Regions from separate parts of the Homo sapiens genome. Here region 1 is linked to region 2. The links are chromatin loops, found by intact Hi-C in ENCODE. Cell type or tissue: dorsolateral prefrontal cortex. All regions are shown on one strand. Links, peaks and the distances in the headings refer to the core of each region. The heading gives the core; the rest is flanking DNA.

Region 1 (17,323 bases), core at 8,813-11,312, 250 kb before region 2:
CCTGGGTTCAAGCAATTCTCCTGCCTCAGCCTCCCACATAGCTGGGATTACAGGCATGCGCCACCACGCCTGGCTAATTTTTGTATTTTTTGTAGTAGAGACGGGGTTTTGCCATGTTGGCCAGGCTGGTCTCGAAGTCCTGACCTCGGGTGATCCGCCCGCCTTGGCCTCCCAAAGTGCTAAGATTACAGGCAGAAGCCACCACGCCCAGCCTTGAAGTACTGTTTTTTAAAGTGTATTGTTGTACTTAAATTTGCTTGAATTTTCTTAGAAATGTTTCTCTCTATATTCATGAGAGACATTGGTCTGTTGTTTTCTTGTTATGTCTTCTTTTTTTATTTGGGTAATGCTGGTTTCATAGAATGAGTTGACAAATATTGCTTCTTTAGTTTTTCTGGAAGGGTTTGTGTAGAATTGGTAATATTTCTTTAAATATTTCTAGAGTTCACCAGTGAAGCTATCTGGACCTGGAGTTTTCTTTGTGAAAGGTTTGTTTTTTGTTTATTCGGAGACAGGGTCTCACTGTGTTGCCCAGGATAGAGTGCAGTGGTGCAGCCTCGGCTCACTGCAGCCTCAAAATGCTGGGCTCAAGTGATCCTCCCACCTCAACTTCCCAAATAGCTGGGACTACAGGCATATACCAGCACACATGGCTAATTTTTCTTTTTTTCTTTCTTTCTTTTTTTTTTTGTACAGACGGGGTCTCACTTTGTTGCCCAGGCTGGCCTCAAACTCCTGGGCTCAAGCAGTCCTCTTGCCTTGGCCTCTCAGTGTGCTGGTATTACAGTGTGAGCCACTACACATAGCCTGTGAAAGGTTTTTAACTACAGGCCAGGTACGGTGTGGCTCATGACTGTAATCCCAACACTTTGGTAGGCCAAGGCGGGCAGATTACGAGGTCAGGAGTTCGAGACTAGCCTGGCAAGCGTGGTGAAACCCCGTCTCTACTACAAAAAATACAAAAATTAGCCAGGCACTGTGGCGCGCACCTGTAATCCTACTACTTGGGAGGCTGAGGCAGGAGAATTGCTTGAACCCAGGAGGCAGAGGTTGCAGGGAGCTGAGATCGCACCATTGCACTCCAGCCTGGGCGACAGAGCAAGACTCCATCTCAAAAATAAATAAATAAACAAACAAATAGTTTTTAACTACAAATTAAATTAAATAAAGGTAACATGACTACTTAGGTTATCTATTTCTTTTTGAGTGAGCATGGTTTGTGTCTTTGAAGGAATATGTACATTTCACGTAAGTCATCAAATTTGTTGGCATAAACTTCCTTTATTATCCTTTTTTTTAGACGGGGTCTTGCTCTGTTCTGTCACCCAGACTGGAGTGAAGTGGAGCAATCTCGGCTCACTGCAACCTCGGCCACCCAGGTTCAAGCGAATTCTCATTCCTCAGCCTCTCGTTTAGCTGGAACTACAGGTGCTATGCCTAGCTAATTTTTGTATTTTTTTAGGAGAGTCGGAGTTTCACCATGTTGGCCAGGCTGGTCTCTCAAACTGCTGACCTCAAGTGATCCCCCCACCTCGGTCACCCAACGTGCTGGGATTACAGGCATGAGCCACCATGCCTGGCCCCTTTATTATCCTTTTAATGTTTATGGGATGTATAGTGATTTCCCCTCTCTCATTCCTGGTACTGTTTTTGTGTGTGTGTGTGTGTGTGTGTGTGTGTTTTCTTAATTTTTCTGATTATCTATCTGTCTGGAAGTCTATAAATTTTATTGAATTTCTCAAAGATCTAGCTTTTAGCTCTGTTTTTCATTTTATGTTTTCTATTTTATTTTTGCTCTTGTCTTTGTTATTTCCTAACTGCATACTTTGGGTTTATTTTGCTCTTCGTTTTCTAGCTTTTTAAGATAGAAGCTTACGTCATTAATTTGAAGTCTTTTTTGTAATATAGACATTCTGAGCTTTTCTCTAAATACTGCTTTAGCTGCATTCCACAATTTTGAAATGTTGTTTCATTTTCATTCAGTTCAAAGTGCTAATTTTTCTTTTTTTTTTGAGACAGAGTCTCACTCTGTCACCCAGGCTGGAGTGCAGTGGCATGATCTCGGCTCACTGCAACCTCTGCCTTCCAGGTTCAAGCGATTCTCCTGCCTCAGCCTCCCGAGTAGCCGGGATTGCAGGTGCCTGCCACCACGCCTGGCTAATTTTGGTATTTTTAGTAGAGATGGGGTTTCACCATGTTGGCCAGGCTGGTCTCGAACTCCTTACCTCAAGTGATCTGCCCACCTCGGCCTCCCAAAGTGCTGGGATTACATACTTGGCCTCTATGACTTACTTTTTTTTGCTCAACATTGTTTTTGTGATTCATCCACATTGATGTATATAGCTGTAATTCATTCATTTTCCACGGCTGCATAAAATTCTGTTCAAAGTATATGGATAGACCACAGTTCTTCTACTGACAGACATTTGGACTGTTTCCAATTATTTTGCTATAATAAATAATGCTGCAGTGAAGAATTTGAAATGCAGCTTCTGGTGCACATATATGAGTTTCTCTAAACTATATACCAGGAGTGAAATTACATGCACATCTTCAAAACAAACCATTTTTCTTCATTTAACTTTGATTCAGTTTTTAATAATTCTCCCTAATCCCTCTTAGTGACTGTATGTTATCTCATGAAGTATATGCACTAAACTACATCTCTATTCTTTTTTTTTTTTTTTTTTGAGAAGGCGTCTCACTCTGTCTCCCAGGCTGGAGTGCAATGGCATGATCTCGGCTCACTGCAACCTCCACCTCCCAGGTTCAAGCCATTCTGCCTCAGCCTCCCAAGTAGCTGGGATTACAAGCATGCGCCACCAGACCTGGCTAATTTTTGTATTTTTAGTAGAGACGGGGTTTCGCCATGTTGGTCAGGCTAGTCTCGAACTCCTGACCTCAAGTGATCCACCTGCCTCAGCCTCCCAAAGTACTGGGATTACAGGTGTGAGCCACCGTGCCAGGCTACATCTCTGTTCTTGAACATCTAGAATTTATTCCCAAGTTTTGAAACTTTATACACCAGTCTGAAAAAAAATTTTGTGGAGCCTCTGCTTTTTAGGTCATTTCCTTATGAAGATTTCCTAGAAGTGGACTTCCTGAAATAAAGACCAATTTACCAATTGTGCCAATTTGCATTCAGTGGGAGGATTTTGATTGCTGAAAAATGAAGTAATAATCCTTCAATTAGTTGTTTATCCTTTGGGGATCATGTATCTTTTTTTTTTTTTTTTTTTTTTTTTTGGAGACAGAGTCTTGCTCTGTCACCCAGGCTGGAGTGCACTGGCACAAACTCGGCTCACTGCAAACTCCGCCTCCCAGGTTCAAGCAATTTTCCTGCCTCAGCCCCCTGAGTAAGTGAGATCACAGGCACCCGCCACCATGCCTGGCTTAATTTTGTATTTTAGTAGAGATGGGGTTTCACCATGTTGGCCAGGCTGGTCTCGAACTCCTGACCTCAGGTGATCCACCCATCTCGGTCTCCCAAAATGCTGGGATTACAGGCATGAGCCACTGTGCCGGGCCGATCATGGATCCTTTTGAGACAATGATTAAAGTATGGGTCTTCTCTCCAGAAAAAAAGAAACACAATTGCATCAATAAACAAAACGGCATGAAATTTCAAGGGTTTCTCAGAACCTCTGAAGCCTATGTAAAATTGACACCTCTCTTGAATAAGAAATATTATCGTATCCACTGAATAGAAGTTTTGTTGCCATACTTCAACAAATAAGTTCACATACCAACTCTTGTATTGTCAACTACCTTTTGTACATAAACCATCACTTACTGAGCACCCACAATGTACCAGCAACATGCCAGATGCCAGAGGCAGAAGAATAAACGCTCCTAATTTCAAGGAATACAGAGTTCACTGGGGAAGGCACAAACTAACAAGTATTTATAATAAAATATATGCAGTAGTAGAAGTATTCATTAGGCAAAATGGAGGTACAAATTTAAGAATTGATCAACTTTCCTTTATCAAAGGTTTGCAAAGAATGAATGAGCATTCTCAAGGATATTATAGGTAGGGGAAACAGTACCAGCAAAGGAGGAAGACATCATATAACCTGGCATATGTAGGAAATTGTATGAGTTTAACATGGTTGAATTGGAATAGTAATTAACGTGGCAAGAGCTGAGACTTTTCCTTCTTTGGGTCAAAGATTGAAAGAACCAATACTGACATATACAATTTCAGCAGTTTGTCTAACAACACAAAGGAAACCACAAAAGAAGATTTCCTCCCAAATACTTCTTTTATTACCCAAACCTACTCTTATTACATACAAAGAAAACATTTTGCCTGTTTTCTTTTGCAACTGTTTGAAGTGCAGTGTTCCATTCAACAGACAAGGTTTAAAATCTACTTATTATTAATACAAACAAGCAGCACATTGTAAATTTAACATTGTCTGATGGCTTTCATTTTGTACACGGAAGTACTAGAAAGCCTGTACAATTACTACAATAATTCCTCATAAAATTGCCTTGAAAGACTAACTTATAGGTAAAACTGCAATTTTAACATTGATTTAGATAGAATGTTGATTTTCAGCCTGTCAACACTCCTAATGCTATCATCTCATGAAAAACGTTTTTAATTCAGCTTAACTTTTTTTTTTTTTTTTGAGACGAAGTCTCGCTCTGTGGCCGAGGCGGGAGTGCAGTGGCGCAATCTCGGCTCACTGCAAGCTCTGCCTCCCGGGTTCACGCCATTCTCCTGCCTCAGCCTCCCGAGTAGCTGGGACTACAGGCGCCCACCACCACGCCCGGCTAATTTTTTTGTATTTTTAGTAGAGACGGGGTTTCACCGTGTTAGCCAGGATGGTCTCGATCTCCTGACCTCGTGATCCACCCGCATCGGCCTCCCAAAGTGCTGGGATTACAAGCGTGAGCCACCGCGCCCGGCCAATTCAGCTTAACTTTTAAAATATAAGTAAGCACACTGTTACTTTGAAGTTACTGACTTAATTATAATGGAGCATGTGGAATTTTTTTAAAACATAGATGTTTTATACTCCTATGGAAAATGAATACAACCAGTTTTGATAATGCAACCTCGCAAATGTCCTTACTTGTTTGTATATATATACTTTCTCTTGAAACTGTAATTTGTTTAGATTTCTGCCATGCTTATTCTTTTCCCTTAATACCCAATTCATATACATCACAGAACCACATGTATAAACATAAGGTGTTATTATAAAGTGATAAAACCTGTTTTCTTGTGTGGCTAGAAAAGAAAAAATAGAGTTTAAAAATTTAAATGTTAACCAACTGAAGTTGAATAAAACAGTTTAAGTTTATAAAGCTCTCAGCACAAAGAAATGCCTGACTTTTTCTTTTTTTTCAAATAAAGGAATCTCTCAGATGGCATCCCATTAAACACCATCTAGCTTTGTCAAAATACAGGTTCTTCAAGAGTAGCTTAAAATATTAAAAAGATGTACTCTCATTACAAGTTACTTAATAAACAGGTAGAATATGGTTTCTCTTCAGATTTCTACCAAAGAAAGGAAATTCTTTATATGTGTGACAAAGAAATCCAAAGCGAGCAAGTTTTCTCTATAAAATCCGACGGATGTCAGAGGGAATAGGCAAAAGCACAAACAAAAATATATGTTAATATATTTTCTTCTCAGGTTTTGTTTTCCTCTAAGAGAGGGAATCTTCTTCATGGATTTTTTTCCCCCCAAGTAGAAAACATTCTTTAAATGAACTTAAACAAAATACATGGCCAATAAATGAAGAGTTCAAAGATTTTTATGAAGTGGGCTGAAAGTAAATGATCCTTGGCATGTATTTGAAGACATGAAACAACTCTGACCACACAAAAAAGTAAACAACAAATCTACAATAGGTACAAATTATATACATTTATTTTTAATAATTTTAAATAACACTCTTGTATAAATTCTTTCATATATTCAAATCATACACAAATTTAGAAATGCATGATGAAGCCTAGTACAGCATATGTATGAGACACATTTTTTAAGTTTGTGTTAGAATTTTAGTGACATAAATACAAGTTTAATGTTTCAGAAACATTCCCTAATTGCTCGGCCTATAATTTAATGTATTATAGAGTGCTTATGCCTAGCATTACAACTTGACTTTAAATCATTTAGCTTTTGGACTAACTTAGATCTGAAGCCCTGGGCTTACTTTCTAGGGCTGCTGCTGCAGTAACAAGTAACAATTCCTACCCACATAGCCCAAAATATAGGAACCAGGGATGTTCATTATAAGTGGTGTTATGTTCACCAAGCATCCTAAAAAGTGTAGGACCAAGGTGAATGATCTAATAACCCCATTCCAATCAAAGCTGTCAAGAGGAAGTATTGTTGCTTTAGTTTTCTACTCCCAAAACAGCACTTAAAGGGTTAAATATCCTGATGGTACTCAGCTGACCAAAATAAACTAGTAGGTCAGTGAGTATTGCTTTAATGGTCAATTTACCTGGGAATATTGGCGCTAGAGAACAGTGATATAATTTGAGGTGTCTACAAATGTTGTCTAAAAAACCTCTCTCCTCTCATCCCATGTTTCCTCTGTTCTCTACTCTTAAAATCTAGGTATCACTGGGAAGAGTAACGCACTAGGCCCACAGGACCTTAGTATTAATATAAATGAGCTTTAGTTTTCAAATGTCATTTTTTTCTCTATAACTGGAGAAATTCCATTAATAAAAGAACCCTAGGGGATAGAGGGTAGAGGGAGCGAGAGGGGAGTAAGGGAGGACACGGACATACTTAACACTACCTAGGGCACCTAACCATCAGAAATGCATAGGCGCTTACCAAAATGAATTAATGAAGATAAAAGCATCGCTTAATGGCAGTATCTGTAATTTCCAAATAAGATTCACATCAGTGCTATCTTATTTAAAAATAAACAGATTTCCAATCCTTACACAAACATTCTCCCAATATTAGGCTTTCTTTTTCTTCCTTTTTTTTGAGACAGAGTCTTGCTCTGTCGCCCAGGCTGGAGTGAAATGGCGCCATCTCGGCTCACTGTAACCTCTGCCTCCCAGGTTCAAGTGATTCTCCTGCCTCAGCCTCCCAAGTAGCTGAGACTACAGGCACGTACACCCGGCTAATTTTTGTGTTTTTAGTAGAGACGGGATTTCGCCATGTTGACCAGGCTGGTCTCGAACTCCTGACCTTGTGATCCACCCGCCTCGGCCTCCCAAAGTGCTGGGATTACAGGCGTGAGCCACCGCACCCGGCCCAAAATTAGGCTTTCTAAAGGACTGATGGCATCCTGCTGCCAGATGCCACAGTTTATGGGGCCCATGCCTTTAGAGGAAAGAACATTGTGCAGTGCATCCCATGCTAGTTTCCTAGAATGATTTCAGTGGTAGATCACTTTCTGATTGATTTATATTTTAAAGCAAATTATTTCCAGAATCAAAAAGCTCGAGACATTAGAGGATCTTATTTAAAACAAATTTTAAGACTTTTTTTCCCATTGAGAAAAATTATAACCATGATCTAGGAGCCATTAACAAGTATTTAAAGGTAAACTTTCTTTGTGATTCAATTTTTCAATACCTTTTAAGGTCTGTTTCAAGGAATTTCTACATGGTCAAAATCCTCTTAGACTCCAACAAACCTCCTTTCTCTCTATTGGTTTAACTTCTGTTTAATAAATGTTCACTTCTCACCACCTTTAATCCTGACCTTTTTTGGGGGGGGCAGGGGGCGGTGTATCTGGGAGAAAGACAGGTATGCCATTTTGCACAATTTCTTAGAATTGTGCAGTCTGTACACACATATGCAGCAACTGCTAGGGAAAGCAAATTTTCCCTTCCTGCTTGGAGAGATGAGTTCACCTTAATGAAGCACAAACTGGCAGTTTTGTTTTCTAATCACTAATACTAACTTCAGTTAGTAAATCTTCTTGTGTTCTTTTCACTAAGTGCTTCATAGCTGTATGGCCCTGGATTGCTCCTGATATTTAAAAAAAATTAAAAACATCCACAAGTAGAACTCTTCCTCCCAGCTTTCTTGTGTCCATGGCTAGGCAATTTCTGCATATAGTTGAAAAAACATGTGCTTTAGAGTTAGAGGCCCTGATTCCAAGCCTAATAATCACACACATTGTATAGCCTTGAACAAGATATTTAGCTCCTCTGTGCCTCAGCCTTTTCATCTATAAAATGGGGACAACAATTACTTCCTCAGGGGGCTATGGTGTGGAAGAGAGGACACACATATGGAAAAGTGCTTTGCAAACTACAAAGGGCTATAGAAAAACTAAATAATTTTCATATAATGTAATATAATGTAACCTCTATTCTTCTGAGCAATGGCCAAATACGCAAAGCACCCTCAGATTACCAGAAGTAGATTATTTGCTTGTACTCCCTCCAGAACATCATCTCCAAACCCTGAGAACAACTTAGGGGTCTCCTATAAAGGGATGACCAAGTTCTAGGTTTTTCTCTAGGGAAGTTAGGCAAAGGGGTCAGCTTGAATTTCCTAGGTCTAATCTAATAAGAAGTTTTTATTTTTTTTCTAACCACTTCACAGTTCACTGTTCCTCCTAATAAGTTATATTTAACATCTGACCACCTTTCCCACCCACCTTGCTTAACCCAAAATGTCAATATCATAATAAACGAGAGCAACAGTAGTTGGCCTCTAGGAAAAAACTCCATCAAAAAGCAAGAACTAACTAGACACACCCATCTACAAAGCTGCTCATTAACCAGACAGGAAGACAATGGGAGAACTATAGCACTGCAGGGAGATGGCACATACCTCATGGCAAATGAGTGACAGGCTATGTTCACATGTAGGAGATTTTTTATTTGGGGTGAGGGAGGATTATAAATATTTCATAGGCATGAAAACTACAGATCCCAAGTAATATGATGGCTTTTCTCTTGGAACTAAAATATTTCTATCCTTTGGAAGACTATCTTTTACATTCAAGAAAAACATTTTTTAATGAGGATATGTTTTATATTAATCTATGTAAAATATATAGGGTGGCTAATGTCTAATTAGATTAATGTTTTTGGAGAATGCATCCTATGTCCCAGCTTAACGATTACTGACTTCAAAATCTATTGCTTGAATCATAGTAAGTCAAAGAGCATATAACTCTACTTTTAGACTGAGAAAGGAAAGAAAGAAACATTCGACCTCTTATAAATTTCAGCAATGTCCTCAAGAAGGACTAAAAATGACGGATGCTCACCAGAGTCCCAGCTCTAGCAATATTGCCATCTATTTTACAGTATTTTAAGCAATCCCCATATTTTTCTTTTTACAACACCATTAACTGCTGTACAAATAAATTCCAGATGATAAAATATGACATGATTTTTTTTTTACAAATAGATACAAATACAACGTCGACCAGATATGCTACATTAACTATGTACACCTTATTTCTCTAGAGGCAGGAATATTCCTTATTTTTAGACAATTTATCATTTACACTGAGACCCTGAGGAGGACCATCAGCCTCCTGCTCCCCAATGCTGCCTTCCTCCCTTAGAAGCTTATCCTGTGCTTTCAACTCATCACTGAGCAAGAATCCTGGGAGGAAAAAACCAAGCCCTTCTGAAGATCTTGGGACTTTTCTACCCCTGTTCTAGAAACAATCAAGATTATTTACTGTGATACAGCCTAGAAACAAGCTTTTCCTCAATGATGTCCTTTTGTATAGTAAAACGAATATAATCCCTGACACTGTTTTAAAAAAAATGTTTCAGGAATGGAGATGAAGTCTTCCAGCAGTCTTTTCCCCCTCCACATTCATCATCTTGTTACCACTGGCTTGGTGAATGCTTCCCCAGGAGTCTATCTGGAGGTCAAAGTGGTTTTGGGCTGCACTATGGGGTTCAGCCTTTCCATACTCCCATGTGGTTTGGTACAAAAATATACTTTACTTCAAGTCCTAATGACAGTGAACGCTTCAGATCTTCATGGGAAAACTAAGAGCAATAGATAGGCTAAGCGCATTACAAATTTGTACCTGAAAATTTCAGATGCACTATTTGCCTTTGCTTTCTCAGCAAACTCTAGCCAGGCTTTGTCTGGCCCAGGGGCTGACTCTGTCTTAGCAAGCACTGTGGTTTAACAATTCAGAACAGTTCTAGCTCCTTAGGCTTTGTAGTTATGTATGGGCGTCGTCAGGGTCAGCTGCCCATTGGGAGCCACTTCATTGCCATCATCTTCCAACAATCCCGAAACATCTGCATTGGGAATGCTGTCATGGTAGCTGCTGAAACTGATATTGTCTTCTTTCAGCTCGATGGTCCAAAAGGGGGCATTGAGTTTCCGGTTTTGGTACTCGCGGTACATATATACAGCCCCCACAAATCCCATTAGCAGCACCACAACAATGATGATGACTGTCAAAATGATGATGTTAAATTGGGTCCATGATACATCAGCTAAAGCTGAAGTGCTGTTTTCAGAAGTGCTTACTGAAAAGATAGTCTGCAGGGTTGTAGGGGTAAAAGTACTATTTATAACAGGGGTGGGCACTGATGTGGTCAAAGAGGCATTGGAAACCAAAATGGTAGAACCTTCAGGTGTTGGAAGAATAACTTCTGAAAATAAAAACAGAGAATGAAATGTAAAAGACAAAATTATCTAGTTTTGAGAAACAATAAAAGAAATACGCATGGGAGTGAATGTTGATGTAGGATGTTAACATGATATTCTGCTTTAAGGTAATGCAAGTTAAAAATAATGTTTAAAGAAATATAGTGATAAGGGTAAGAATCAGGGTCTAGAAAGCTAGATTATTACATCTATGGCTGTTTTCCAATATGTATAATATCTACATTAAAATCTTTGGGCCGGGCGTGGTGGCTCACACCTGTAATCCCAGCACTTTGGGCGGCCGAGGGTGGTGGATCACGAGGTCAGGAGTTCAAGACCAGCCTGGCCAAGATGGTGAAACCTGTCTCTACTGAAAATACAAAAAATTAGCTGGGCGTGGTGGCGGGTGCCTGTAATCCCAGCTACTCGAGAGGCTGAGGCAGAGAACTGTTTGAAGCTGGGAGGCAGAGGTTGCAGTGAGCTGAGATCATGCCACTGCACTCCAGCCTCGGTGACAGAGCGAGACTCTGTCTCAAAAAAAAAAAAAAAAAAAATCTTTGGGAAAATACCAGTGTTGGAGTTTTCCATTCTTATTTACTCTTAGATAAAATCATATAAATTCCTGCAAAGGCAGTAAATTTGTCACTACTGAGCTCTAAATCACATAGTTAAAAGTAACAGGGATATATGGCAATCATTTGAACAAAAATAAGTCTAACAAGTCTGATGGCATTTCATAAAGGTAAAATAATTATCTGCAAAGGAGGTGTAGGGAAAACTATACCTCTAGTTATGTCTGAAAAACAAATTTTAAATGTCTGAGGCTGACATCAGCCAAGAGAGAAAACAGCTTTCCTTAATTCCATGTGTAGGAATTCTTCCTTTGTGTAGATTACAGCTACTTTATAATTTAGGTATTATACTTTGTATTTCTAATGGCAGCATAGTTTGGTGGAAGGACTAAAGGCTTTGGAATCAAATAGAAGTGTGTGGCTACAGATAAGTAAATTTTTTTAAAGCTCGGTTTCCTTATCTGTAAAATGTGAATAATAACATCAACTTTGCTGAGTTCTTGGGAAGGATTAAATGAAATAATATACTACACAGCATTATCACATTTAATGCTTACGGTGCTTGGCATATAGTAGGTACTCAATAAAAGTATTACTATTATTATTATAATTCTTCACCATGAAAGCCATATCAATTTATTCTAAAAAGAGGCAAAGTTTATATATATTACCTATTAGCTAATAAGAAAAATCATCAGTTCTGTCAGCTAACTATGGACAAAGTGTGCCTCCCAAATAGGTAAGAGAACTGAGTAGCAGGATCTCTAGCTAGTAATAGGGTTCAATCTGAATCTTTTTGCCTTGATCACTACAGTATAAAGATATCAAGAAAATGGCAGAAAGATGACAGTTGCCATAGACCAACTGTTCATCAGCCTCGTGTTCAGCATGTTAAGAATATCAAAGAGTGGTTTGTAGAACAGCATGGTCCAATCTCTCTGTGACCTAATAAACCCTCAATATCCTAACTCATCCTGAATTCATAATCATTAATTTTAATTACTGAGCTTTCCTATAAGAAATATTTTGCCATGTGGATAACTTTTGCTTTTAAAATTCAAAAGGAATATTATTATTTCCTCCATTGTACATGGGGAAACTTAGGCCCAAAGTTAGGACAGATGCTAGAATGAACTCCAGCTTCTCAGCTGGAACTTCTAACCAGATTAGATGTCCCTACTTCAAAAGACCTTTGATGATCCCTCAAAGTGATGAGAATAAAGGAAGCAAAGAATAAAAGAAATGATAGGATTCTTAAATTATTAACATAAAAATAAAAATAGATGAAGAGAAAAATGTGAGAACATTTTGTCTCACTGTCGCAATGACTTTGTCTTGGTCCTCAAATTTCTGGAGTTGACTGTGGAGTGTCAGAAGAGCAGCAGGAATGGAAGGAAACCTCTTTAGGCAAATATCTATCAAAATCTATTTCCAGAAACTCCTCTGGTAGGGTTAGAAGGTTTTACAAAGCCTTCCATTTTTCACTGCTAGTTTTAGATATTAAATTTACAATCACTTAGGTGAAGTTTTACCTTTCTTGATGCAATTTCCCTCGAGGTCGTGAACATAACCTTCTAGGCAGTTCTCACACCAAAACCCAGTGGTGTTATGGAGGCAGTTGATGCACTCACCACTCTCGGGCTTACAAATCTTTGGAGTTTTAACTGGGTCCACATGGCCGTGACATTGGCACTTTCTACAGATGCTGTCAAAATTGTAATAGCCATTTTCACATTTATTGCAGTTCGGGCCTATGTAACCATCTTTACACTGGTCACATTCAGGTTCCAATTCACTCGATTCTAAAAGAGAGAATGCCAAAATAGTTTAGTACAGTCTGAAGCTACAATTAAAAATGCAAAACAACTACTAGTCCTTAAAAAGATTTATAATCCCAGAACTTTGGAGGCCAAGGTGGAAGGATCGCTTGAGCCCAGGAGTTTGAGACCAGCCTGGGCAACATGATGAGACCCTGTTTCTAATTTGTTTTTTATAAACCTTCCCTACTGTCTCCTCTCTAGAGACATATAATAATCTCTATTAATTAATTAAACTAATAATCTATAATCTATTTACTAATTTTCCAGCTTATTGTAGGAATGATGGGGCCATCCAGAGAACCTATTCATGTAGAGAGCAAAATAAATAGGCTTACATAAGGAGTCTGAATGATTATGATGGGTTGGCACTCTCATAATTGTGTTATTCCCTTCTTTTTATAGATGACAGATTGGATAAAATATTGTTTTAACAAAAACTTCCTCCATCCCTCCCAAACTTAAATGTGGGTACTCTGCAGACTTCTATTCTTGGTTTCTTTCTCTTCTCTGCTCATTTTCCATGGGTGGCCTCATCCACTGACATCATCAACAATTCCAATATGTGTATGTGTATCTCTAGTCTACATCTCTGTCCTAAATTCCAAACTATATACTAACTTCCTGTACACCTGGATCCACAAACATCTCAAACTTAACATGTACAACACTGTCCTCAGTATCTTCCCTTCCTGAGTCCTGTCTTCCTCCAATGTTCCCTAGATCTCAGTGAATGGTACCAACATCTACCCACTTGCATAAGCCAAAACACTGAGAATCATCTCTCAATCCTCTTCCTCCATATGTCCCTTCTAAGCAGTTATCAATTCATATTAATTGTACCTGATTAAAGTCTTTCCAATCCACGGATGTCTCTTTCCATTCCCACTGGAGTGATCTTAGATTAAGCCTTCATCATTTCTCACCTAGATTATTGTAGCTACTTCCTCATGGTTCTTTTTATCACAATGCACCCCTACATTCACTTTGAACTTCAAAGTAAATAAGAATATGTTACTTCTCTAGAGAAATCTCTTCAATGGTTCCCTAACTCCTTCAGGATTAAGTGAAAACGTAATAGAATTTTTAGTACTTTTCATAATCTGACCTCTGCCTACTTCTCTCAACTTTTCTCTCTTCACTTCACACTCCACCACCCCCTAAGGTTCAGGCACATTAAATGGCTTAAAAGAACTCCCAAATACCCAAATACTGCCTGCTTTCTTCTGTCTGAGGTTTTGTACATACTACTTTCTCTGCATGGGACATCCTCTTGTCTCTCTTTCTAGTTCAGTTAGCAAATTCAATCTGTAGGAATTAACTCAGGTATTACTTCTTCTCAGAAGCACAGAAGTTTTCCTTGATTCCCTCAGTTTAGGATAGGGTTAGTCTATGCTTAACTGTAACACATGTCATTTGAAATTGTAATTACCTAGTTACTTGTGTGTTTCTCCCATTAAACTATGAGCTATTTGACATTTTTCTGTCTTTATCGCCAATGTTTAGCACAGTGCCTAAAACATAGCACGTGTTCAATATGTATCTACTGAGTAATTTCACTTTAGGCAGTAGGAACATAACAACTCATACCTATCTGTTTCCTTTTTTATTCTTCATAGGATTTCAATTCTGGATTCTTAATTATATTTAATAAATAATTTTTAATAATCAACAAGTCATCTTTTAAATCTGCTAGATAGATTAGTTCTTTCCTTAGAATTTACTATTATAATTACACTAACAGGATCACCCTGTTATCTAAACACAGACTAATGTTATTATAGCAGGAATACTTTACAGTGGTCATGGAACTTGTGGCAATGAATCATATTTCTGATGCTCTTTAAGAAAAACGAATTCCTTTCATCTTTCACTTTTACTTTTTAAAATGGCTTTGAGATATAATTTATATACCGTAACATTCAACCATTAAAAGTATACAATTCAATGGTTTTAGTATATTCCCAGAGTGTGCAACTGATAAAGAATTCTAACTTACCACTTACAATCCTAGTGGGTAGTGTGATCTCAAGTAAGTTACTAAACTCTGGGCCTCAGCTTTCCATATTTCAAATAAAGGAATTAAACCAGAAATACTTAGGTTACTTTCAGCAATAAAAGGTGGCAGCTGAATTATTCATAACCCATGCAAACAATAATATGCAGGAAAAAAATTCTTAGTGAAAAGGCATATATTCCTTGTTCTCAATGAAGTTACAGCTTACAACAGTACCATATTTTACAGCATTTTTGTACTTCAACAACTATAGCAACAATAATCTAAAGAATTCCTGATGAAATAGACTGAAGGACTGAAATTAAGGTTTGTGAAAGCCTTTCATGCCTGTCATGGGCAGACCAACTGGACCTCAAATATGACATTCAATGTGCTGCCTGATGTTTCACTCCTTCTGCCTTATACTTTGTTTCTGCCATTCTTAAGTAGTTTCTTGATCAAATAAGCTGTTTTAAGATTTCTGTACCATTGTTCCTACTGATATTTTTATCTGAAATGTCCTTCCTTCTCCTGTCTACCTGCTAAATGCAGACTCCCATCACGAGACTCAGCTTTTATGTCACATCCTCTCTGAAGCCATTGCTGATATTCCCCCACTCCAGGCAAAGTAATTATTCCCTCTTGGTGCATCCACTATACATAAATACATGATATTGCACTGTAGTACGAGAGCTTGAGGGACAGGATAATTTCCTACTGGGAGGTATAGAAAAGTCTTCATGAAGCAGGTAACATTTGAATTGGGCCTTGCTAAGAAGGTCACCATCAAGAAAGCAAAAAATTAAACCACAAAATAGAAAAAATATTTATAAATCATATATCTGTTAAGGGACTTGTATCTAGAATATATAAAGAATTATTTCAACTCAATGATAACAAGATAAATAATCCAAATTTTAAATGTGCAAAGGATCTGAACAGACATTTCTCTAAATATATGAATGAACAATAAGCACATAACTAGCCATCAGGAACATGCAACTTAAAACCACAGTGGAATACCACTTCATATCTACTAGGATGGCTATAATTATACAAAGGCAGATAGTAAGTGTTGGTGAAGCTGTGGAAAATTTGGAACCTACATACAGGGTTGGTGAGAATGAGAATGCAAAATGGTGTACTCATTTTGGAAAACAGTCTGACAGCTCCTCAAGAGGATAAACATAGTTACTACAGGACCCAGGAATTCCACTCCTAGGTATACACTGAAGATAAATGAAAATATATGTACATACAAAAACATGTATACAAATGTTCACAGCAGCATTATTTGTAATAGCTAAAAAGTGGAAACAACACAAATGTCTATCAATTGATGAAGAGAGCAATGAAATGGGGTATAACACAATAATATATTATTTAGTAACAAAAAGGAATGAAGTACTGAGACATGTTATAACATGAATGAACTGAAAATACTATGCTAAGTGAAAAAAGCCAGACACACAAGGCCATGTATTGAATGACTTCATTTGTATGAAATGTTCAGAATGGGCAAATCCATAGAGCAGAAAAAGTAGGTTAGTGGTTGCCTAAGGCCAGAGGAAAAGGGAGTAATTGCTAATGATTATAGGATTGTTTTTTAGGTCCTTTTGTTGGGGGAGGTGATGAAAACTTCTAAAATTGATTGTGGTCATGGTTGCAAAACTTTGAGACTATGTACTAAAAAAACTGAATTTTGCATCTTAAATTGTATGAAATGTGAATTACAGCTCAACAAAGCTATTATTTAAACAGACAGGGAGAAAAGAAAGGAAAGAAAGAAAGAAAAGAAAAGAAAAGAAAGAAAGGAAGGAAGGAAGGAAGGAAGGAAGGAAGAAAGAGAGAGAGAGAGAGAGAGAAAGAAAGAAAGAAAGAAAGGAAAAAATTCAAACCAGCACCACCCAGCTAAGCTGCTTCGAAAGTCCTAGTAGAAAATATGTGAAATAATGAATGCTTACTGTTTTAAGCCACTAAATTTTAGGGTAATAGGTTATTTAGCAATAGATAACTAATATATATATCAGGATTAAATGAGTCAACTATATTTATTAGATTGCAATTAGTCAACATTATTCGGTATCTAGGAGGAACTAATTAGTAAATGTTACCTTGAAATAGGTGAGCAAAAGTTGCTCAGTCTTGAAGTTCCTGCATTAACTCATTATGCAGGTTTTTAGACACTTTAAGTCTCATTCACATATATATATATTTGGATTAGATTATAAATTCCTGGAAAGGAAAACTTTTGCTGTTTTTATAACTCCCTTTCACCTATAGCATCCAGAACTTTATTCATCAATGCAACTTATACCTATTGATAACTGATTTTTTTTTCCCTCTAAAATGAAAAGT
Region 2 (12,530 bases), core at 8,582-11,081:
ACTGAGAGTCTATTTCCATAGGAAGAAGTCTTTGCAGAGGAAATTGAATGCTGTCTGATGCTACAATTCATATGGATCCTTTCCTGGATTGAAGCCTGACTTTTAAAAAAGGTTTCAATAAATTGCTTATACCTATGAAGAGATGCAAAAGAACCTTCAAAATAAAGCAAAGGACTTGAAGAAAGAGAAGGAAGACATGAAGAAGAGGATGTCATTTAGGTGAAGGTGATGGATACAGAATCTGAGTCTGAGGGGAGCCTGGTTGACAGAGAGACAAAAAAAGAAATTTTTTTTTTCTGACTAAAAAAAAAAAGGAAATTTTGTTAACAAAATCAAGAATTTAAAAAAAATGCTGTGAGAGCTGATCTATGCATCTGGTTTGTGAGCCAGTATTCTGTGATGGCTGCAGTTTTTAGAGATCCTAGTAGCTCTACACATCTGTCTTCTGCTTTCCTAGAACCTGGGCACCCCATGGATGACTCACTGCTGGTTTTGTGTGTGTGTGTGTGTGATTTAAAATTACATTCAGTCAACTCTATAGCCCTATGGGCTTTTTGAATAACCAAATGCTCAACAGTTCTGTAATCTTTCAGGTTGCTGTGATCAGTCCCCAAGGAGTCTACACTCTCAAAGAGACTGGGAAAGGCCTGTGAGACAATGGGATTCTTTTTTCTAGAGGTGTAACTCTGCCTGTGTTTGCATGCCACCTCCAGAACCACTAAAATATAATTTCTCAGTGGGTGACTGAGTAAGACTGGCAGCAATTGCAAAAGCAGATTCATGCCATGTGTCACTCTTCACAGTCAGGAACTTATTTACCTCTTGGAACTTTCCAAAGGAACGATGATGGTGGCGGTAATGTCACATTAGTATGGAGCCCTTAAATTCAGCAGTGTTCAACCTGAGGGAAGACAGAGTAGGTCAATTCTCTTGGCAGCAGCTGAGGGAAGGAGAGAGCAGGGAGCAGGGCTCAGATAAGGTTTGTTTGGCAGGGTCCAAGCACTTCATGGAATGGAGACCTTTGGCTGTCAGAGATCTGAGGAAGATTTGTCAGGGCCTGCTACACTCTGAGGGCTTGCAGTTTGGATGGTTGGGAACACTTCTTCCTTGCACTGATGGTGCTCCTATTTCTATGACACGTGTACTAGTTCAGACACAATTTATTGTGTTCACCAATTCTATGCACAGCAATCAGACTGAGATTGAAATCCAGTATAATATTAAAGGTGATCTGGGCCAGGCGCAGTGGCTCATACTTGTAATCCCAGCACTTTGGGACGCTGAGTTAGGGGGATCACTTGAGGCCAGGAGTTTGGGACCAGCCTGGGCCAGAAAATGAGACCCCATCTGTAAAAAAAAATTTTTTTTAGGTTAGCCAGGCATGGTGGTGCATGCTTGTAGTCCTAGCTACTTGGGACACTAAAGTGGGAGGATTGCATGAGCCCAGGAGTTCGAGGCTGTAGTGAGCTAAGATTGTGCCTCTGCACTCCAGCCTGGGTGACAGAGCAAGACTCTGTCTCTAAAACACACACACAAACAACATCTGACAAGGCATTTCAGCCTGGAGTCAGTCAAAAAATCTTAGAGGTCTGTAAAGGAGATGACTATGCTGTTAGGGCTGTGGTAGAAACCTTTAATAACAAGTGAAAAGAGCTTGTATTTGCCAAAATGAACACAGGATATGATTCTTTTTTTGCTTTTGCTTTGGAGTTGTATCAGCTCTGTGCGGTCACATGGGTATCTACAAATCAAAGCACCCATCAACCAGATGCATCTCTGAGAGTTAACAGCAGAAGGTGGCATAATAAAAGAAGTTCTCGGTAGTGAAAAAGGTTGGAAACCACCAGCTAAACCAATCCTCTTGTACCAATAGGAGATTCAAGTTGAGAGGTGGGAAAGGGCCTATCTCAGAGTAGGTGCTTGAATACTTCTTACTAGAATGAAAGAAGGAACTTAAGATCACACAGCCATGTTACTGCAGGACGGGGAATGGAACCTAGGTCTTCTTATTTTTGGTTCAGTGTTAACTCCCATTCTCTAAGCAGACTGGGCCTGTTATTCAAACTGCCTTCCCATAGGTGCTTCCCTGCTTCTCTCCTCACCCAGAGAAGGACTTACAAACAGCTTATCTTCAGAGGTTTTGTGCCTGATAGTTATGGAATGTGCTGGTTTGAGCAGGGAGGATGTAAGGGGAGGGAATGCTAAAAGCCTGTCTACTTAGAGTCAGGTTTCCTGGGTAAGTCCCTGGAACCCCATCCCCTTCCCCTTTCTTGAGACCCCAGGACTTGCTCCAGTAACTGCCACCCTGTGCCTTTGCTTCAGGGCCATGCTGGATAAGGAGCTGGCTGCCTCTGTGAACATCCTACTCAAGGCATCTTCACTGTGAGTTTTGCTGTTGCCATTGGAGGGGGAGTGGGGGGAGTGTGGGGAGTGCTAGGGTCAGGTCCTGGCTGGTGTAAAGAACACTGAATTAAAGGAATTGTCAGAATAACTCAAAGGCATTTAGATAATCAACAGTCCATTTCAGTGTTTTTATTCAGAGATCGATCGATCAGTGGGATGTTGTCCAACAAAAGCAAAAATAGACTGTATAGAGAAGGAAGGAAAAACTGCATAATTTAGGAACAGTATATCTTGTTTGCACATTCTTTGGTTAAATCAATTAGCCTGCTGTTAGGAAGGAAGTCTGGGCATTTTATCCTTGAGTAAACCAACTAGGGATATCAGAGAAAACAGTTTCCAATGCTTTTGGATTCTCCAGAAAACAGACAGTTTAGCATATATGACAGGCTGCTTCTGCGTATTGTCTACCTTTCATTTCATTAACAACTTCACTTTAGAAGCCTGGTCTGCACCATTTCCCTCATCACAATACTTTAGCATCCTGGCACTAGCTGTGCAGGATTTGTCGTACGTCTTCCTTTCCCTGATGATCATGTTTCTCATTTCCTTCCCTCTCTCCCTTACACCCTCAAAAGAGAGAGACATAATATACATTCTCAAGGTCATATAAGCTATATAATGAAAGCTACCTTTTTCTCCCCAGTGATGTTATTTCCTCAGTGGCTCACACCATCTGTAGTCATAGTTCCCAAATTTGGCCATGCGGTCTATCCCTGAACTCCAGCCTCAATCTATTCAATTAGTCGCCCTGAGGATGGGGCCCAGGTCTCTGAATTTTTAAAGACTTGTATAGATAAGTCACATTTAGCCAGTCTGGGAACCAGTGTTGGGAAATTGAATAGAATTTCATCCTACTATTTCCTTTATATGCCCATCCTTTCTCGTGATGTATTATTTTGCCACAGTCCTGTGACACAGGAAGGGCCAGTGGCCTTGGTCATCTTAGATTTGCCCTTGTTGATCTTCTCAGGGTAAATGTCTTTCCTTTCCCCTGATGGTGTTCTTATACTGTCTTCTGATCATCATTTCTGACTTTGTTTTCAGCATCTAAAAGTTTCCATAACTATAAGGCTTACTTCTTCCCTGCAGTCTTCCGTGTTTTTAGTTATTCATTTATGGGCACTCTCCTTGGAAAGTCAGTGATCAAAATAGCACTAGTGTGTAGGATGAGCACTGGAAGAGCTCAAGCAGAGAAGACATAGGAGTTTCTGCAGGGCTGTCCTGGGGTGGTTCTTGATGAGGCCAGTTGGGGAAAAAGCTAGGTGGCAGATGTTGGCACACTATAAGAAAAAGCATCTTGTGAAAACCTTTAAGTTAGATGGACTTCATCAAGAGATGATGAACCTCCCACCTCCAGGAATGTTCAGGCAAATGCCAGATGCATGCATTGGAATCGTTGGACCAGATGACATGTGAGGCCTTGGTCAACTCTAGACTTGTTTATATAGGCTTGGAAAGATTTTAAAGTTTTCTCCTCAGTAGGTCACTTAGGTGGGCCAGGTTTGACACTTCACTGAGCTCCTCTTAGGAGCATCATAATTTGGTTTTGTTCCCTTCTCCAGGTACTTTTGGGAGGGAAAAATAGAAGCCACTAACATCCTGTTAGTGAGGATGTGAGTGTAGGGAGTCTTTTTTTTTTTCTTTTTTTTTTGAGACGGAGTCTCACTCTGTTGTCCAGGCTGGAATGCAGCGGCATGATCTCAGCTCACTACAGCCTCTGTGTCCCGGGTTAAAGCGATTCTCCTGTTTCAGCCTCCCAAGTAGTTGGGATTACAGGTGCCCGCCACCATGCCCGGCTTATTATTTTTTTTGTCTTTATTTTTTGGTAGAGACAGAGTTTTGCTATGTTGGCCAGGCTGGTCTTCAACTCCTGGACTCAAGTGATCCACCTGCCTCGCCCTCCTACAGTGCTGGGATATAGGCATGAGCCACCACACCCAGCCTGTTGTTTGTTTTTTCTTTTCTTTTCTTTTTTTTTTTTTTAACCATTAGTGCAAATGTCAACATAGTAAAAGGATAAATAATAAAATAATATTGTTATGAAAGTAGTTTTGACCCCATGGACCCCCTAGAGTCCTGGAGATCCCCATGGGTCAGTGGACCTTCACTTTGAGAACCTCTAGTATAAACCTTTATCATTCAGAAGTGGAATTTTTGGAATTGGCATCACCTGGGAGCTTTCAAGAACTGTAGAATCTCCTGCTCACCCCAGACCTACCGAATCAAATTATAGTTTAACAAGACCCCCAGGGGATTTCTGTGCACATTAAATCTTGAGAAGCACTGGTCTAAACCAGTGTTTCTCACCGCTGGCTGCTATGTATTAGCATCACTTGGAAACATTTTTCAAACTACCAATTTAGGCCCCACCTCACAGATTTCGACTTAATTTGGCCAGGGCGGGGATCAAGTATAGTGGTACTAAAAAGCACCTTTCTTTTTAGATGACTCTAACGTGGTCACCTGAACCTTCTGAGGTTGACTCTAACGTAGGGCCAGAGATGCAAACCACCTATATGGATGATGAAACCTTTTCTTTACTCCTTAGGGAACTAAGATTCTGTGAATACACCGTTCCCCTGGGTCTCAAACTAGCTCTAGAGGAGGCCCTCATGATACCACCTCAGCAGAGGTGAGAGAGTAAGGAACCATTGGTAGAGCCAGTACTGTGGAGAAATTAAAATTTAACTGGTGAGGGACAGCTTCAGGGTTAAGAGAGTTGGACCTCCTACCTTGAAACCTGGCTCCCCACCTGCCACTGTTCCATAGTGCTTGGAAAATATGAATATTTTATGTGCCTCAGTTGCCCCTTCTGTAAAATTGGGATTATACTAATGGGTTGTTATGCATATGGAAATTAATATGTGAAACCTGTACATGAAATGCTTTATCAGTCTCAGCTCTTATTCCTAATGTGTTAAAAATGTCTTTGAATTCTGTATGTCTGCTTATAAAAACACATAAGTTAACAAAATTCATTATCCTCAGGCACCCAACGTACAGAATATTTAAGCATACATTTGAAGCAACATGTGAATGTATACATATGCTGTGATTTATTAAGCATGTTACGGGAACTTTAAAACACCTCATTCAGCAGAAAGGAGGCAGAGGATTATAATCCTCATTTGACAGATGGGACACTGAGGCCCAAGTCCTCATGTTCCTTCAGTCTAGAAAGTGAAGAGAACTTGCACTGTGTGACAAGGGCCAGGCGAAAGACACAGGAGAGGAAGATAGATTCCTGTAGACCTTGTTTGTCAGGGAAGATCCCTTGGGAAAGGTCAGTGGTTGAATTGGACCTTGAGGGACAGAGAAGTTTTTTTTTTTTTAAGCAAGAATAGGCTTTTGATTGATCAGCAGGAGCAGGTGGAATCTAGGTGGGCAAAAGAATACAGAGATACTGGGGGAGGGGGGATTGTTTTGGGAAGTGATGTGTATAGGATAATAATAAAAAGAGTAGCTCACATGTAATGAATGCATACAGTGCCAGCTGGTATACTGGGTAAGTGCTTTGTATACCTTGTGTTAATTAATCCTCAGCAGTCCAGTCATGTAGGGCCTTTTTTTTTTTTTTAAAAATAGGAGCATTTAAAGAAAACTAAGTGACTTGTCCATAGTCAGACAGCTAGTAGGGGCAAAGTTAGAATTTGAACCCATGTCTGTGAGACTCTAAAGCTATCTGGCCTAACTGGCCACTTATTGACAGATGGGAAACATAGGCTAGGGAGTGACAGGCCGTGGGCCTGGACAGGTGGGGTGCGGCAGGTTGCAGAGGGCCTCCCTTGAGGCTGGCCAGTTGGGTTTTATCACGAGTTGATTCTAATCATAGTCACTTATAGGGCTTTGCTTTCTCTCCAAAGGCTGTACATCCTTTTGAAATCCCAGAGATCTTCAGTCTCCCTGTGGATTAAGGAGATGTGCAGTATTTAAAGTGGCTTCAGGAAGGCATGGAAGAGGACTGAGTGGGGAAAGCTTTTTGTGCATGCTGCTGGCTACCTCCAGCGGCTGCCTCCAGCCTCCATCAGCTGCACTCTGGGGAAGAGGAGGCTGCCTTCTACCTCCCAGCATCTCTGGATTTCATGTTCCTGTCAGCACAGAGGAGCTAAATGGCCTGTAGAGGCTGAAGGTCTGAGGCTCCTAAAGCTGGAAGAAAAGGCTGGGCCAGTCAGGCCAAGCAAGAACACAGTGTAACTTGTCTCTGAGTGCTTCATGGTTAAGGGGGCTAAGCAGGCACAAGGGCATGAGGATGGTTATATGTACAGACTGAGGGGAAGAAGCAGTGAAGATGAGACTTGCCATCTTCTTGAGTCAGTAGGCCTGCCTCAGGTGCCTAGGATGTAATTGCTCTGCTGCTTCTCATGGGGAGGAGTGGCCCTCATGACCTTGTTTACCTGGAAGAGTGTGGGATGAATGCCTCCTCCTATGGGGACTCGCAAGTGCTTTAGCAAAAGGATAAATTGCTAATTGTGGCATTTCGTGGATCAGCAGGATTATTTCTCCTTGCTAAAGAGGATTTTGTTGGTCCTGAATTCTGAGGAGGTGGGACTAGGAATGGGCTCCATGAGCCTGTGTATGACTCAGGGAATATTAGGACTTTGGCACAGCCTCATGGGTTGGGAGTAAGTCTTGGCTCTTCCCTAGCCTGAATGACAGACATCAGATCATTCTGGTGCTTTGTCCATGAAGATGTAGATTCTGAGCCCACCCAACTAATCTTTTCACTTGAGCACAGAAACAGCCCCGGGAATCGGACAGACCCGTGTCTTTCAGGTTTGCTTCACAGAGCCCCAGGGGTTGACAATAGGTGCCTTGGAGACTGCCTGCATGGGGATTTTTAAAAAGCTTTCTTTGTTAAAGGTTTGTAAACCACTCCTCTGAGCCTGTTTTCATTTTATAGATTATTCAGGGAACTGAACTGCACAGAGATCCAGAAAGTGGGTAGTGCAGGCTGTAGTGCTGATAACTACTGTACTACTTGGATCTTTGTGCTCCCAAATACCAAATGGAAGAGGATCTCTGAGAGTCCTTTGCAAAGATCTTGTAGGGACTTTAGGCTGGGGCCTTCGGAAAATTCCAGAGGATTCCAATGGAGATTTTGAGGGACTGACTCAGAAGAACAAAGAGAATGATAATGGTGATGTCCCTGCTTTTTACAACAGATCATGTTCTGATATATATGCAAATCTGTGTAAAGTAAACCCTACCTAAAATGTACTGGGGACCCAAGATGGACTGCCTGTATTGCTTCCAGGATAAAGTCCAATTTCTAGCTCTGGTTTTTATAACCTTGCTTCAGCTCACCTTTTCCGTCATCATCCCCTCCATCTCCTCTCCCACGCTGGGAAATGGATGGCTGCACTATACTGTGTGATGTTATTGCTATGTTCATGCCATCCCCTCTGCCTGGAATGCCCTTCTGCATGAATGCCTGTGAAATGTTGTTGCTCCTTTGTATGGCCTGGCTTCCGTGGTTGGCAGGAATCTCTTCTTTCGTGGTATTCCTGTCATCTTTGTGCATCACAGTCAGCTTTGTATTCCTAGCTTGTAAGCTACTTGAGGATAGGGGCATGTCTGAATCTATTTAATCTCTTGCACCTGTTTGGCAAATTGATGTTTTAAGTATTTAAATAACTAAAGCTCTCTCTACAGTACATACTCACTTTTGATTTATGAATTGGCAAAATTCAACTTTTTTCCTTGAATATTCTTAAAGTGAGATGAATTCCAAAGGAGAGTGTTCTGTGTGTGGCCTTCATTGAGTGGTTTTCTGTTACCAGAAAGCTCTTGGTGGCCTTCCTCTTCCCTGGTGTCAAGGTTGACTGTTATAGGAAATGGGAGGGGAGAGGGCCGTTTCTGCCACGCATTGTCCTAGGTTCTTAACATTATTTAATCCTTATAATGCAATGTTATCCTCATTTTACAGATGAAACCTGAGACCAAAGAACATGTAACACATAAAGTACATTGCAGAGTTAGGATGTGAACCCAACTCTGATTCTAAACCTAATGCTCTCACTCTTTCATTCAGAGGTTCAGTCAGTTCTTTGTAGGCTGTAGATCCAGAGAAGCTGCCGTAGCCAACAATGAAGTTGTTAGTTTTTAAAACATCTATGTGGTAAGTTGGTCTGGCACTTAAAAATGTATTGTTTCCCAGGCACGGTGGTTCACACCTGTAATCCCAGCATTTTGGGAGGCCGAGGCAGGCGGATCATTAGGTCAAAAGATTGAGACCATCCTGACCAACATGGTGAAACCCCGTCTCTACTAAAAGTACAAAAATTAGCTGGGTGTGGTGGCGCATGCCTCTAGTCCCAGCTACCTGGGAGGCTGAGGCAGGAGAATTGCTTGAACCCAGGAGGCAGAGGTTGCAGTGAGCCAAGATCATGCTACTGCACTACAGCCTGGCAACAAAGCGAGACTCTGTCTAAAATATATATATATATATATATTGTTTACTACTCACCACAGATCTGCAGGAGTTCACTGATCTCTAGGATCTGCCTTAACTCCAACTTACATGTTTTGGTCACTATTACAAACTGTCATCCCAGAATGATGCTGCAGAGGCTAGGGCTAGGACACAGACCAGTGTTTCCATGTGGGAATTCCCTCCCAGTATTTCTTAGGAAATGTATGTTTTTTGAATCCATAATCCCTAGAAAAATCAGTTGAGGAAATGAGAAGTATTGTAATTATTCTGTGAATAGTAACACTTACCATTATGGAGACATCACTAGTTTGAAAGAATCCAACTTCATCAAATATTAACGTACCGAGTTGAAGGCTACAAGAACTGAGACAGGAGCATAGCAGAGAGAAACGGTCACCATCTCATTAGCCCTATTTTTGGTTGTTGTGATGCCATTACATCTGTATATCTGGCCATATCAGCTGCTAATGGTGAGTTCTTGCAAACAAAATGATTTGATAAACAACCTACCATACTTTATACAAATCTTATGGTGTTCCGAGAAATAAACTTTGGAAGCAAAATAAGTTAACAGTCTGGACACGATTGATTCTATATTCTGTTTACCTTGCTCTAGGCTATTCAAATGTTATATTTATTTGAACACTATCCAATATATGTTCCCTGGCATCTTCCTGTCTTTTAAATATTCTCTGTACGCTACAGTTCTTTGTAAGTAAAAATAAGCTTAATATGTCTACTTAGCAAACAAAGTTTTTCCAGATACCTATAATAATGAGGAAAACAGTATAAAGAATGAAGTATTTGAAGAATAACTTATAATTTGGGGGATTTCTGAGAATTCTACTTCTTTGTCCCTAATTTCCGAAGGTAAATGTTTGTTGTGAATTTGGAAACACTAGACTACAGAAAAGCAGGCACTCTCTAGCCTGGGAGGCCCACTGATCTTAGGAGGGTCCATATAGCTGCTTATTGCAGACCTTGCACTAGAACCCAGGTCTTTTGACACCTGGTGCCACTTTTCATTCCATTCCATTAATTATAGCCCAGAGAATAACCACCACCACCCCCAAGTCCCATTGTGGTTTTATTCTGAGGACAGATAAAAGGTTGAAGCTGATGGAGTGGTAGAAAGAAGTGGGAGCCATAGTGAATGAAGACGTTTAAGGGCAGATATTAACACCACTGAGTCCTTCATTCGGGATTACAGGTTACACTTTACCCCTCAAACTGTAGAATTCAGTGGAATCCATGGCCTTTACCTCTCTATAGATGACCTTTTTCCTACCCCTTTACATCTCCTGTTTTTTTCCTCTCCAAACTGCCCTAAATTTAGAGGTTTATTTTGAAGTAATAATCAGTCACACACAGCAAAGTCTCTCCCAACACATGGGGAGCAGATGTGCTGGGATTATCACTGCCATTTGAAGGGTGATAAAACTGAAGGAAAGGAATCTGACTAAAGTGGCACAGGTTAGAACTAGCAGAGTCAGGTCTAGAACTCATTTCATATTTCTAGAATTGTGTGATGATGTACTGATAAAGTTTTACGATGCCCGGATCTAAGTATTATAATAGTGTCAATTTCTAAGTTCATTTTCCATCTTTTACCTCTCAGTGGCACTCAACTAATGTTTTTTGCCCCCAAAGGTCGGGTACTCACAAAAGATTCCATATTCTCTCTGGCAGTAAGGGTGAGAATGTTGCTGGCAGTGGTAGGAGTGGCAAGGTGGCCAGAGGACAGGGTCCTGCCATTCCTCCTCAGCCTCCAGTAAACCAAGTGCAAAAGCCAGAGCCAATTCCTTCTGCCACCCAGCAGCTAATTCACTATAGGGAAGACAAGTGATTGTTCAAAGGGAGGTTTTAAATCATAAATCAGACACATTAATTATAACTTTAACAAATGTTATTAAAAGCAGCAATTAAAAACCATGAATCTTTTTGAAGGTGCAGAGGGTTATAAGGTCAGTTGGCAGTAATGCAGCTATTATCTGGTATGAATGAAATGCTGGGGTGGGGAGTCAGGGTGACCTCATTAGGCCTTGTGCTATCTTCCCAGGTGGTGCAGACACCCCCTCCCTCCTTTTCCCTCTCCAGGCCCACAGCCTCCCCAGAGCCCAGGTAGGGAAGGTCCAGATGTACTATAACAGGATTGCTCATCCCAGGCTATCTCAGAAGTCTGGAAAGCAGGCCTAGAAGGTTGCTGGGCTCTCTGAAGCCAGGCAGGAAGCTACAAATTGGATCCCAGTTCCCACAGCACCCCTGGGCTAGGGGTTGGCTTCTCAGCTCCCCTTCCACCTGGCCCTAGTTGGCCCCTGTGGCAGCAGCTGTGGGGCTGAAAAGGGGGAAGAACTGGGTCCAACGCCAGCTCGTCTATGCCTGGGCTGTGCCAGGGAAGCAGAGGAAAGTGGGTGGGCTGTGCACAGGAGGTGAGGTCCCCCTTAAAAGGCACTGTGGGAGCTGAGGTCTAAGATGGGGGGGCATCTAAACTATCTCAGGGACCCCCTGAACGCTCACAGGTAGAGAGGGGTCAGGCCTAGCAATGGAAAAACAGCTCCTGCAGGCCTGCTGCCCCGCCAGTGCCTCTTGCTGTACTACCACCTTCGCCTTCCTGCTGGCGGCCTGCAAAACCAGCCAAGCTGGAGGCCACAGCAGCAGTTGGCAAGGCTGGTCCCCATCTGGTGCCCACCCTCCACGTCAAGGCACTTTTGTCCATTTTCCAATCAAGTGAGTCAGTTTCTAATATCTCTGGAAGCAGCAAAACATCAGGGGTCCTCTTCCCCCTCCCAATTTTGGTTTCCCTCCAGATGAGGCAGAATTTGAATGTTGGTTCCAAAAATTCTCTTTCAAACCCCCACTGGCAAGGGCTTCCCTTTGAGGGAACCAAATGATGCAGGCTCTTTAAAAATTTCAACCTATCCCAAAAAGTGATTGTCCATTTCAGGGCAGGGCAAGGGATATGAAAGAGGGTGAGTCCCCTGTGCTTCCCTATGGGACCAATGCTGGTTGATGGGCTGAAAGAAGGAGCGGCCACTGAGCTTTCACATTTAGTTGCAGCACCTGGGCCCTGGAAGTGGGCCAAGGGAAAGCCAAGGGAGGAGCCAGCAGGCCCAGAGGGACGGTGTGGCTCTGTGTGTGTACACTTGGGCATGTGGTGGTGTGGCCGTGTGGGGTTGTCTGCATGCCTAGAGCTGAAAGTACAACACATGTGGATGGAAGCTTGTGCGAGTGGGTGTGTATTGTCTGCTGTGTGGTGTCTGGTGGGTCTGGGGATGGGAGGCACCAGAAACAGGTTTAGCAAGACATGGTTTCCCTCCCACCACTACCACCCCCCACCCCCGTCCCCCAGGTTTGGAAGGATGCCTCCATTCCAGCAAGGCCAGGCCCAGCTCTATGGCGACTGAGGGGGTGAGGCCAGAGAACAGAAGACTTCTGGGACCTCCAAAGCTGACATTGGCAGCCTTCACTCTCAGCCTTAATACCTGGGCCCTGGTGCTGGTGCCTTCTGAGGCAGACCCAGCCCTTTACTCTTCAGATCCTCACAGGCTTTCACAGGGGCTCTCTCCCATCCCACCACCTCTCTCCGAGGGTAGTGGGGAGTGGCAGGAAAGTGGAAGAGAAAAGCACTGAGCAGCATCCTCTTATCCACCTTCTCCCATGCTCTCTCAAAGGTGCCTGTTATGTAGTCCCTGGG

Evidence for each region. Hi-C counts contacts between places; a loop is a spot of excess contacts. Peaks named below come from ENCODE experiments on the same cell type or tissue, not always from the same donor. Only the 100,000 strongest peaks of a DNase experiment are listed, where the experiment ranks them.
Region 1: a loop joins it to region 2, with 2.6 times the contacts of the local background. A loop is called at or near these places in 4 of 110 quality-filtered maps.

Annotation. Positions count from the first base shown.
Region 1 is chr9:120,595,057-120,612,379 of GRCh38, forward strand. It overlaps MEGF9 (multiple EGF like domains 9), which reads right to left. Exons shown (of 6, transcript NM_001080497.3): 5 at 12,685-12,954; 6 at 5,755-10,585. The coding sequence ends at 10,134. Among named protein-coding and RNA genes, the nearest start is that of CDK5RAP2, 24 kb to the left of the region's middle. In dorsolateral prefrontal cortex, for the core only: no CTCF peak of the experiment used is centred there; no DNase peak of the experiment used is centred there; H3K27ac peaks cover 1,600 bases.
Region 2 is chr9:120,844,972-120,857,501 of GRCh38, forward strand. PHF19 (PHD finger protein 19) reads right to left here. Exons shown (of 15, transcript NM_015651.3): 15 at 10,680-12,530. It also overlaps the pseudogene CUTALP. Among named protein-coding and RNA genes, the nearest start is that of PSMD5, 8.3 kb to the left of the region's middle. RefSeq lists enhancers at 10,764-11,265, 11,266-11,765. In dorsolateral prefrontal cortex, for the core only: no CTCF peak of the experiment used is centred there; no DNase peak of the experiment used is centred there.